2 separate regions of the Homo sapiens genome follow, and region 1 is linked to region 2. A link is a contact called in ENCODE Hi-C data. All regions are on one chromosome and are shown on one strand. The core of a region is the stretch at or near the end of the contact, and the rest is flanking DNA. Distances in the headings are between cores, read along the strand shown.

Region 1 (4,209 bases), core at 550-3,049, 2.1 Mb after region 2:
TGTCCCAAATCATGTCCTGACTGCTGATCACACAGACTACCACCTGGTTTCAGCTGAAGATTCTTTTAATTGGATTTTTTTCTGTGTTTCTGTTTTTCACTGGATTTTGTTTTTCTCTGTTCCTCTCCCTGGAGGAAAGTGGAAATTTGGTTACTTTTTTGTGATGGAAGTATACTTTCATTTATTATTATTGTCGTTATTATTATGAATTTTGAAGCCGGACTTTTAAAAGCCTGGAAGGCTGCGGCGAATGGCATGTGAGAGGGGAGGTTTGCGGGAGGATACCAGCAGGTGGCGCGTGTCTCCTCCGGGCAGATTAGAATGCTTTGCTCAGGGCCAAGAATCCCGCAGGAATTAAGGGCAACTATCTGTGCAGTCAATTCAAGTGACACAGATCATGCCATACTTAAGTGCCGAGTCCATGAAGTCACCAGTTCCAGCCTGTTGTCTAGGCCATCAAACTTATGTATTACCACTTAAAAAACCAGCTCCCCTACTCCAAGGGTTGCATTACTTTCGTGCTTGACACCCCGACAACCCCGCACCCACCCCCCGACTCATTTTCCCCAAGCCAAGTCGCTCATAGGGGACAATCAAGCCTTAAGAATAGAGCAAAAATAAAGGCCCTGGAAAGTTGGACATGAAGCTTTAACTTCAGGAAAGGAATGGTATTCTATTAATCGTCCAGCTGGTCTGCCCTTAGGGTGTCAGATGTTCTCTGTCGCCCCTGGTGTGCCAGCATTGGCCTGGGTGCCACTGGGTGGCTGATGGCAGAATGTGAATTCACTTGCAAGCGGACATGTTCGTTTCCATGCCCCAAAGCGGGAAGAAGAAGGGCACAAGGAGACTTCGATGGTTCTTTCAGCTCAGACTCGAGCTGTGACTGATTTGCTGTTTGGGGTCACTGGCTTTCTAGCCTCTCCTGGCACCACCCAATTTCGGGGAGCAGCCAGCTCATCTTTCTCCTACGACAATGTCTTCTGTCCCCCATAAACACTGCCCTCATTTTGAGTTTTTCTTTCCTATGTCTGTAGCTTTCTTCTGCCGCTCAGCAAACACTCTGTCCCACTCGTATTCGTCCCTTGGCGCTGGCGTCTGGCCCAGGGGTACACTGTGAAGGAGGGCAACCCTAGATTCTGAGGGCCCTAGCTCGAATCTAGCGCCCCTCTAACTGCAGGGGTGACCTTAGATACATTTATTAACTTCCTCTGTAGACTCAGGGGAACAACTTTGGCACTCCTGGGGTCCCTGGATTAATGAGGTAACTTACGTAGACTCCCTAAACAAGCGTCTGGTTCATTGTAAGCGCCCAAATGCCAGGGGGCATCTGCAGGGATGACCCCATAGTGAATGAAAACTGCCTCTTGGGGATCTCTGGGTTAAACGGCCAGAATAAATCGCAGAATTGAGAGAACCCTCTCCTGCCCCAAACCTCACTGTACTGTAAATCCCATTCATTGCCTCCCGCCGTTTTATCCGTGTTCTCAGACCACCCCCCTATCCCCGCAACCTCCAGTCCCCTAAAGCCTCCTGGGCGGCAAAAGGACGCCCAGAGAGAGGTTCGGCGCCTCAGTTGCCCCGGAGCAGACGTCCAGCCCCGCCGTGTACCCGATTGCGGGGCGGATCGCGGCAAGGCGGCGGCGGCCGGCAGAATAGGCGCGGAGGAAGGCTCAGGCGGGGCAGACTGCGTGGGGGAAGGAGGAGGAGAGAGCAGACGGCGGAGGAGGGCAGAGCAGCCGGGGGGAGGGCGCAGGGGCGGGAGGAGACACATGCGCGCTGCCGCCGCCGCCGCCGCCGCCGCAGTCCTTAGCTTCCCGGGGACAGGAAACCTTCAAGACCGAGCTGCCACGGCCGCCTCCCCGCCCGCCCCCCATTCTACGCGCCTGCCCACACCCTCCTCCCCTCCTTCCAGCGCCTTTCGGTGGAGCACTGCGGCACTCAGCCCGAGCTGCCGTTTTCCCCTCGCGGGGAACGCTGTGACCCCCCCGCAGGAGCGGCGGGGCGGGGTGGGGGGGCCCGGGAGAAGATGGCGACGCCGGGAAGCGAACCCCAACCTTTCGTCCCGGCCCTTTCGGTAGCTACTCTGCACCCACTTCATCATCCCCACCACCACCACCACCACCATCAGCACCACGGAGGAACCGGCGCCCCCGGCGGGGCGGGTGGTGGCGGCGGTGGCAGCGGGGGCTTCAACCTGCCCTTGAACCGGGGTCTGGAGCGCGCGCTTGAGGAGGCGGCCAACTCCGGGGGGCTGAACCTGAGCGCCAGGAAATTGAAGGAATTTCCCCGTACCGCAGCCCCCGGGCACGACCTCTCGGACACGGTGCAGGCAGGTGAGTGAGGGCCGAGGGGCGGGCAGGGGTGTGGGTGCTGTCTGGGTGTCTGTCGTGCGTTCCCTAACGCGGTGGACAGTCGGAGATCTTGTCTTGCTGGGGGAGGGAGGGTCCATCGGCCCGTTGTCTCCCGAAGAAGGGACTCGCGTGGGCGCGGAAGAAGCGGGCCCTGGAGAGGGCACGGGGGCCCTGCCTGGTCCGGCGATGCAGTGCCAGGAGGGCAGGGGTGCGCCGGGCCTCTGCGCCTGAGAGCGAGGGGTCTCCGGCTCTCCACCCTGTGGCTGCCGCGCCAGGGAAGTAACCGCGGGGCTGGGACTTGCAGGCGCGCCGCGTGCGCGCAGTGTAAGTGGGAGGTTTCAGGCGGCTGTGTCGGCTTCCTGGGCCCCGCGCAGGGCTGGGAACTCCAGCGCGGACAGCGGCGTCGGCGCCTCCAACCAGTTCAAGCCGTCTTTGCATCGAGGCGTAGCCCATCCTGGTGGGGAAACCCAGACAAAGGTGGCACGCCCTCGGCCGAGCCAGGGGCATCGGCGCAGTGCCGCGAGCCCCCTCGGCGACATCGCCGAGCGATCGGGCAACTCGGTGCCGCCTGTGAGGTGCCCAAGTTTCCTCTCCCTGCGCTTGTGCGGGAAAAGAGCCGCCGGGCTTGTAGTGAATCCCAGTCGGCTGCCGCTTCGGAAGCGATCGGCCCTCTTCCTTCCGTGCCTTTTGCTCACCGCCCACACAGTTTGGGTCCTACCACCGAGGCTACCTGGTTCTCAGTTACCCAACCGTTGCGGGGGCCCCAGGAAAGGACGGCGTGGCATATTAAAGGCAAAGTAATTAACGTGAGCCTGTTTTCCTGTGTGAGCCCGGCAAGTTGTAACTCGCGCCAATAAGCAGCATAACTTTTTCAAGTTACGTCATGTGTTACATACTTCTAAAACGTCTGCTTTCTCTTTGGTAGTTGGAGTTCCAGGAGCGGGATCTATAAACAGGAAGGAGGGTGGTGGAATAGGATTGGGGCCTTAGGGTCTATACAGAACTGACTTGGTTTCCGGCCATCCGGTTCCGCTCCCTGGGGGAGGGTTTGTGTCATAGCAAGCGCCCAACATTTCCCAGGGCAGTGGGTGCTCCGTTTTGGAGCCGCTGCCCAGACCTCTTGGCTGTCATCGCCTCATGGCCCAGGGTCAGACCCCCTGGGTCTTGGATGGGTTGACTCTCATCACAGGAGCACCCAGTTTAATCTTGTAGTGGGCAAGGGAGCAGGCAGTGGGTTTTTGGAGGCTAGGTTTCCAGTGTCTTTTCCCCCTTTTAATTCAATAAACATTTATCTAGAGCCTTAATGAATATTTAGATACAGTTCTGAGTTCACTGGAGGCAAAGATGGCTCTCCAGGGTCATTAAACTTTGTAATTTGGATTTAGGGATAGTCAGGAATCGGCAAAAAAGAGGGAATTTCCAAAGTTGAGCTGTCAACAGCTGGGGAGTGTCTTTCAATAAGACCTCTTAGTTACATCTTCTCAAGTGGAACTTATTCCAAGAATTGCCTGAATCACTGACTTAAAAAACTACATTAAATTTTACTTCCCTTCTGCTATAGAGTGTACCGTGAGCTAGCTATGCTATGGTTGGCTATATCTGCAGAAAATAGAGCTGGCATGACTAATAATAATAGGTTTGTGTAGTTCAGTAAGGGGGCTTCATAGTTGTTCTACTTCAGTTATGCTAAGGATTATTTACAAAGTTAGGTGAACTTGATGTGTCTGCTGTGTTGGCATTTCTTTGAGAAGACCAGTGCTTTTAGGGATCACATCTTTTAGCTAAGACCTCGCCATGTGAAGTGGATGCTGAAAGTGTTCTTGTTGGCTTGTTTATGGCAAGCTTAAGTTGTGAGTTT
Region 2 (4,681 bases), core at 2,182-4,681:
CCCTCAGTCCTGGGAAAACCAGTTTAAGTAGAGACACTAAGTCTCACTGTTTAAGTAGAGACACTACCTCTTCTGTTTTCTTGGTCTCTGAATCTACAGTGACTACAAACCACTTATCAGGGCATGAATTGGATGCACTTATGAGACAACAGGGCAGATTATTGTAACTGAAATATATGTGTCCCTGAAAATTTGGGTCATGTGTTATATAACCTTGGTGATACACATCTACAAACATGGTCTTTGTTCCTAAATGAATCAGCTATAAAATGTAGTGGTAGGGGATATACCGCATTGAAAAACACTACTCATTTAACAAGAGTTCCTAGAAGAATTCCCAGAAATATTTCTGCCAAAGGGTTCGTCTGAGAAGGAACAACAAATGAATAATTCAGATATTATATTGCATAAGGCAAATTTTGCCAGAAAACAAACTACCTCATTTATCTTAAAGACAGCTTATGTGAACTGTCCTTGGGGACAGGGACTGTGGCTCATTCACTACACTATCTCTGGCTTCTAGCAGGTACTCAGTAAATGTTCTCTGAGTAAGTTAACACATGGTTTTCAACACAAAGTACCAGTTTACTGTGCACCATAGTCACACAAATAGCCTGTGCCCCCTTTCTCTCATCAAAAAGAAGAGATTTTCCTGATTTATTTTGAGCTGAAGGGTGGTGAGCTGCCATTTAGGGCAGATTCTAGTTCTTGAGACAGTCAGACGACAGAAGGCGGAGGGGACACATGTGGCCTGTGGGCCAAACCAGCTTAGTAGGTGTGCTCTCTTATTTGGTCTGTGCAGTGTCCAAAAGTCAGGCATTTCCAGACAGAATCCTGGATTTATGGAACTTGGAAGAAATTGGAAGATCAAGCAACACAGTGCTTGAATTCCCATATGGCAACTGGATGGAGCTACATAGCACTGTCCCTGTTAGCTGAGCACACTCCCCAACTGCCACAGTCACTACCATGTCCTACTGCTTACCCTACTCACTCAAGAAGCTTCTCCACCATATCCGACAGACACTGGGGTCCTGAACACCTGGTCTAAAGCACAGACCTCTGTTGTAATACTGCACATTTTTAAATGGCTACTGAACCTTCCAAGTAGCTGTTGCCAGAACCTGATCTCCAAGCCTAGCGACTTCAGGCCTGCCTGGCATTCCATAGCACTGGTTTACATAGAACCTTTTTCTGTAATGAAATTAATAATTTAAGATATATATATACTCCACCTGTAATCATTTCCTTCCACCAATATTATTTCTGTAGTACCGAAAATATTGGACACTGAAACATGGACAATTCCCAACGAATCCCTTCTCTAATTCACAGAAATGAAATGCAGCCTTTTGCTATTATTTCTTTGATACAGAAAAAAACGGTGTGTTTCTATCTGTATTCTAAAGGACATTATTCCCATGTGTGTTTTCACAGTAAAGTTTAAACAGTCACTACTATTACCAAATACTAAATCAAAAGCTATTAGAAAATAAAGCTGCCACACCTTTATCCCTATGAAAAATACAAAATTAAATATATAAACAAACATAAACAAGCAGATGAATGACTCAGAAATAATAGTAATGGTTAACACTCCTTGAACCCACCTCACTCTGAACTGTCTCTGTGCTGACAGCTTCCCAGCATCAGCCTCCCAAAACCCCTATGGAGATAGCATGTCCCCATTTTAAGCATGAGGAAACAGAGAACAACAAGGAACTTGCCTGAGGTCACTTAGCTAGTAACTAGCAGAGGAGCTAGGATTAAAACCAAATTAATTTTAGCCATTAAGTTAAATGAATAAACAAAAACAGTGCACGCACACACACACACACACACCCTCCCACCAAAAGTTCGAAGAATAAAATAAAGTCATTATCAGATGCAGAGGACTGTAGCATCTGTGGCAAGACAGGATCTTTGTGACCTGATCCAATCCTTATTTCACAGGTGAGAACTCAGGTCTGAAGGATTCCATTCCTGGTCCAAAGGTCAAACAGCTGATGACTGCAGGGCCAGGCCTAGCAGCCAGAAGCCTGCCTCTCAGCTCAGGGTCCTCCCACACACCAGTGCAGGAACCTATGGCACTGTCTGCTTCCAAGTTCTATCGGTGGGCACAGATCTCCACTTGCAGGCAATGTTACCTAAGAGGGAGAGGAAACTTGATTTTCTCTGCCTCCATTTCTAAAAATCGTAATGCCACAATTGCTGCCTGAATGGATTTGAAGTTGACATCTAAAAGCAGTCATGTTGTCAGCCCCTGGTAGTTTCAACTACTTATTTTACACAAAGCAAGAGCAGAGTAGTGTCTATATAGATTAATTTTCATTCCTAATTTTAGTTATAATTAACTTTTATACATTTCTTGTATAAATTTAAAGCTGTTCTGGCATTGCATATTTATTCCATAATGAAAAATAAAAGTTCTCTTTTAAAGTATGCAAAAAATGCACACAATTACTGAAATATGAACACTGTTCATTTGAAATACAAAGTAGACGTTCATTCAAATCCATGTAAAATTCCTACTTCTCCTTCATTGAACGGGGGTTTCTCCTGCTGCAACTGATGTCATGAACACTCAGTGCTGGTACAGCATGCCATTCCCCTTAAAAATCTTTCCTTCTCCACAGAACATAAGTGCAACATAATCAGTTATATAATAACCCACAGGCCAATAAGACCTACACTCAGGTCTATAAGCAAGTAGCAAAATGCCTTTTTAAATTACCTTAAATATGTTTAAATATAAGTCAATCATCTCAAGTATGTTTAGTAATTACTAAAATGAGGAACATGTATGGAAAGACATCTTTTAATAATTCATTCTTATTTCACAAATATTCAGCTGCCAAAATTTCATGAGTCTCACATTTTTAATAAAAAGACCCAAAGTTCCATTAAATAATGGAGAAAAAAACTTCTCCACCATCTTAATACACTGACATGAGATTTTTCAAATTTTCCACGATTACCACCTATGGTATTTTAAAGATCTTCATTAAAAACATAAAAAATGAAATGGCTAGGGATTTCTATTCACTATAGTTTTTTCAAGGAAATGTAATTACTACGTAAGTATTCCTTTATTAAATTTGAAGTTATATAACCAACAAGCCAATATGAAAGATTTTTCTTTACGTCCTTTTCAAATTCCCCCAAAATATCTTTATGACAACTGCTATCAGCCTATGGCAGTGAGCCATCCATCATTTCAACAGGATGCCCGTGTCACCACTTTATAACACATGCACGCTATCGAACAATTCTTTTTAGGGATCTTGGATGTCCCATTCACCTCTCAATCTCCCACCAGCTCTAGATGAGAGAAATGAATGATTCAGAAAGTTTGTCCTTGTTCTGCAAGGACTTAAGACAAGCCTTAGAACTTGGGATTGGTCCAATTCCTACTGGGCAGGGGGCCACTGCTGAGGCCCTAGGTTGATAGATTACAGAGCCGGTAAACCCACCCCATTCACTTGCTCGCTCACGTTACTCCTACTGCAGAGTGGGATCCCTCAGGCTCACTCCTCAGGTGCCAGGGGCCAATCTGCCTCAGGATTCCTTCGTGGTTTTAATTTTGGCCTGTTTTATAGTCATGCAGAATCAACTGCAAGGACATCCTTGCTCATCTGGTCCCACCTCAAATCATCTTTTGCTTAGACAAAACGAATTATCCCAGGAGCTAGAAACTCATCCTACACTAGGAGAAACATCCCAACCCAGGGTGACAGGGTTCTTAAAGTGGAAATCAGCTTCTCCAACTTCCGTCTTTTGATCCTAGATCTGCTTATTCCAATTATACACAGAATAAGGCTCCTTCTTCCTCTCAGTTCAGTAAAAAATTAAGATTTTCAAGGACTCCTAGAATTTTAAAGCCAAAGGGGAATGTAAGAGATCATCTCTTTCAAACCCCTACATCCGTCCAGGAGTGAAGCAACCTGTCCAAGTCACACAGTAGTTAGAATTGAGCTGGACTCCTCCACTGTCTCTTCTCTTACCTGCTGAACAACTCAATGTGTCAATTTCCTTTTACTTCATGCAGTCAAATCACGCCCCTACTTTTCCAATCATTCCACTGCCCTTCAGGATTTTACTAGTCAAATTGTTAACTTTACCTGGAAACAGTTGTGGAAATGACTGCCATTATGTTAACAGGGTCATATGAAAAACACTTGTTTATCAACATTTATATGCTTTATTGAAAGTTGACAAGTGCAACAGTTAAATACAGTGACACCTTACAATTGTGTAGAGAACATGCACAGAAACATATGCATATAACTACTATACAGGTGATATGCAGAAACCCCTACTGGGAAATCCATTTCATTAGTTAGAACTGAGCATTTTTCAAAGTATTCAACCAGCTCAATTGAAAGACTTCAGTGAACAAGGATTTACTTCAGCGTATTCAGCAGCTAGATTTCAGATTACACAAAGTGAGTAACTGTGCCAAATTCTTAAAATTTCTTTAGGTGTGGTTTTTGTCATGTAGCAGTTTTTATGTAGATCTATATATAAAAGTCCACACCTCCTCAGACAGCCAATGAAACAACTAAATTTCAATCTGTACAACCTAAATAGTAGTTACAGTCCTCTATTGTACAAAATAGTTACACTACATACACAAATATACAATAAGCAAAACAACCTTCATGGTAAGATAGCCTAGGTC

What was found. Hi-C counts contacts between places; a loop is a spot of excess contacts on that map. Pooled maps may share reads with other maps.
Region 1: a loop to region 2 is called in a map of transverse colon, with 11 times the contacts of the local background. The contact joins the promoter of LRCH1 here to the enhancer-like site in region 2. A Hi-C loop is called at or near these places in 2 of 168 maps with a recorded cell type or tissue (naive thymus-derived CD4-positive, alpha-beta T cell and transverse colon) and 5 of 50 pooled maps.

Annotation. Positions count from the first base shown.
Region 1 is chr13:46,551,371-46,555,579 of GRCh38, forward strand. LRCH1 (leucine rich repeats and calponin homology domain containing 1) reads left to right here and starts at 1,800. Exons shown (of 20, transcript NM_001164211.2): 1 at 1,800-2,333. The coding sequence starts at 2,027. RefSeq lists silencers at 1,744-1,933, 1,994-2,053 and enhancers at 2,257-2,957, 2,614-2,933.
Region 2 is chr13:44,429,341-44,434,021 of GRCh38, forward strand. It overlaps TSC22D1 (TSC22 domain family member 1), which reads right to left. Exons shown (of 3, transcript NM_183422.4): 3 at 2,803-4,681. Among named protein-coding and RNA genes, the nearest start is that of TUSC8, 26 kb to the left of the region's middle. Within about 2 kb of position 3,432, at least 5 of the 41 ENCODE cell types and tissues checked have a DNase peak (open chromatin) inside an H3K27ac peak, as active enhancers do; they include transverse colon, where a contact is called at or near this core.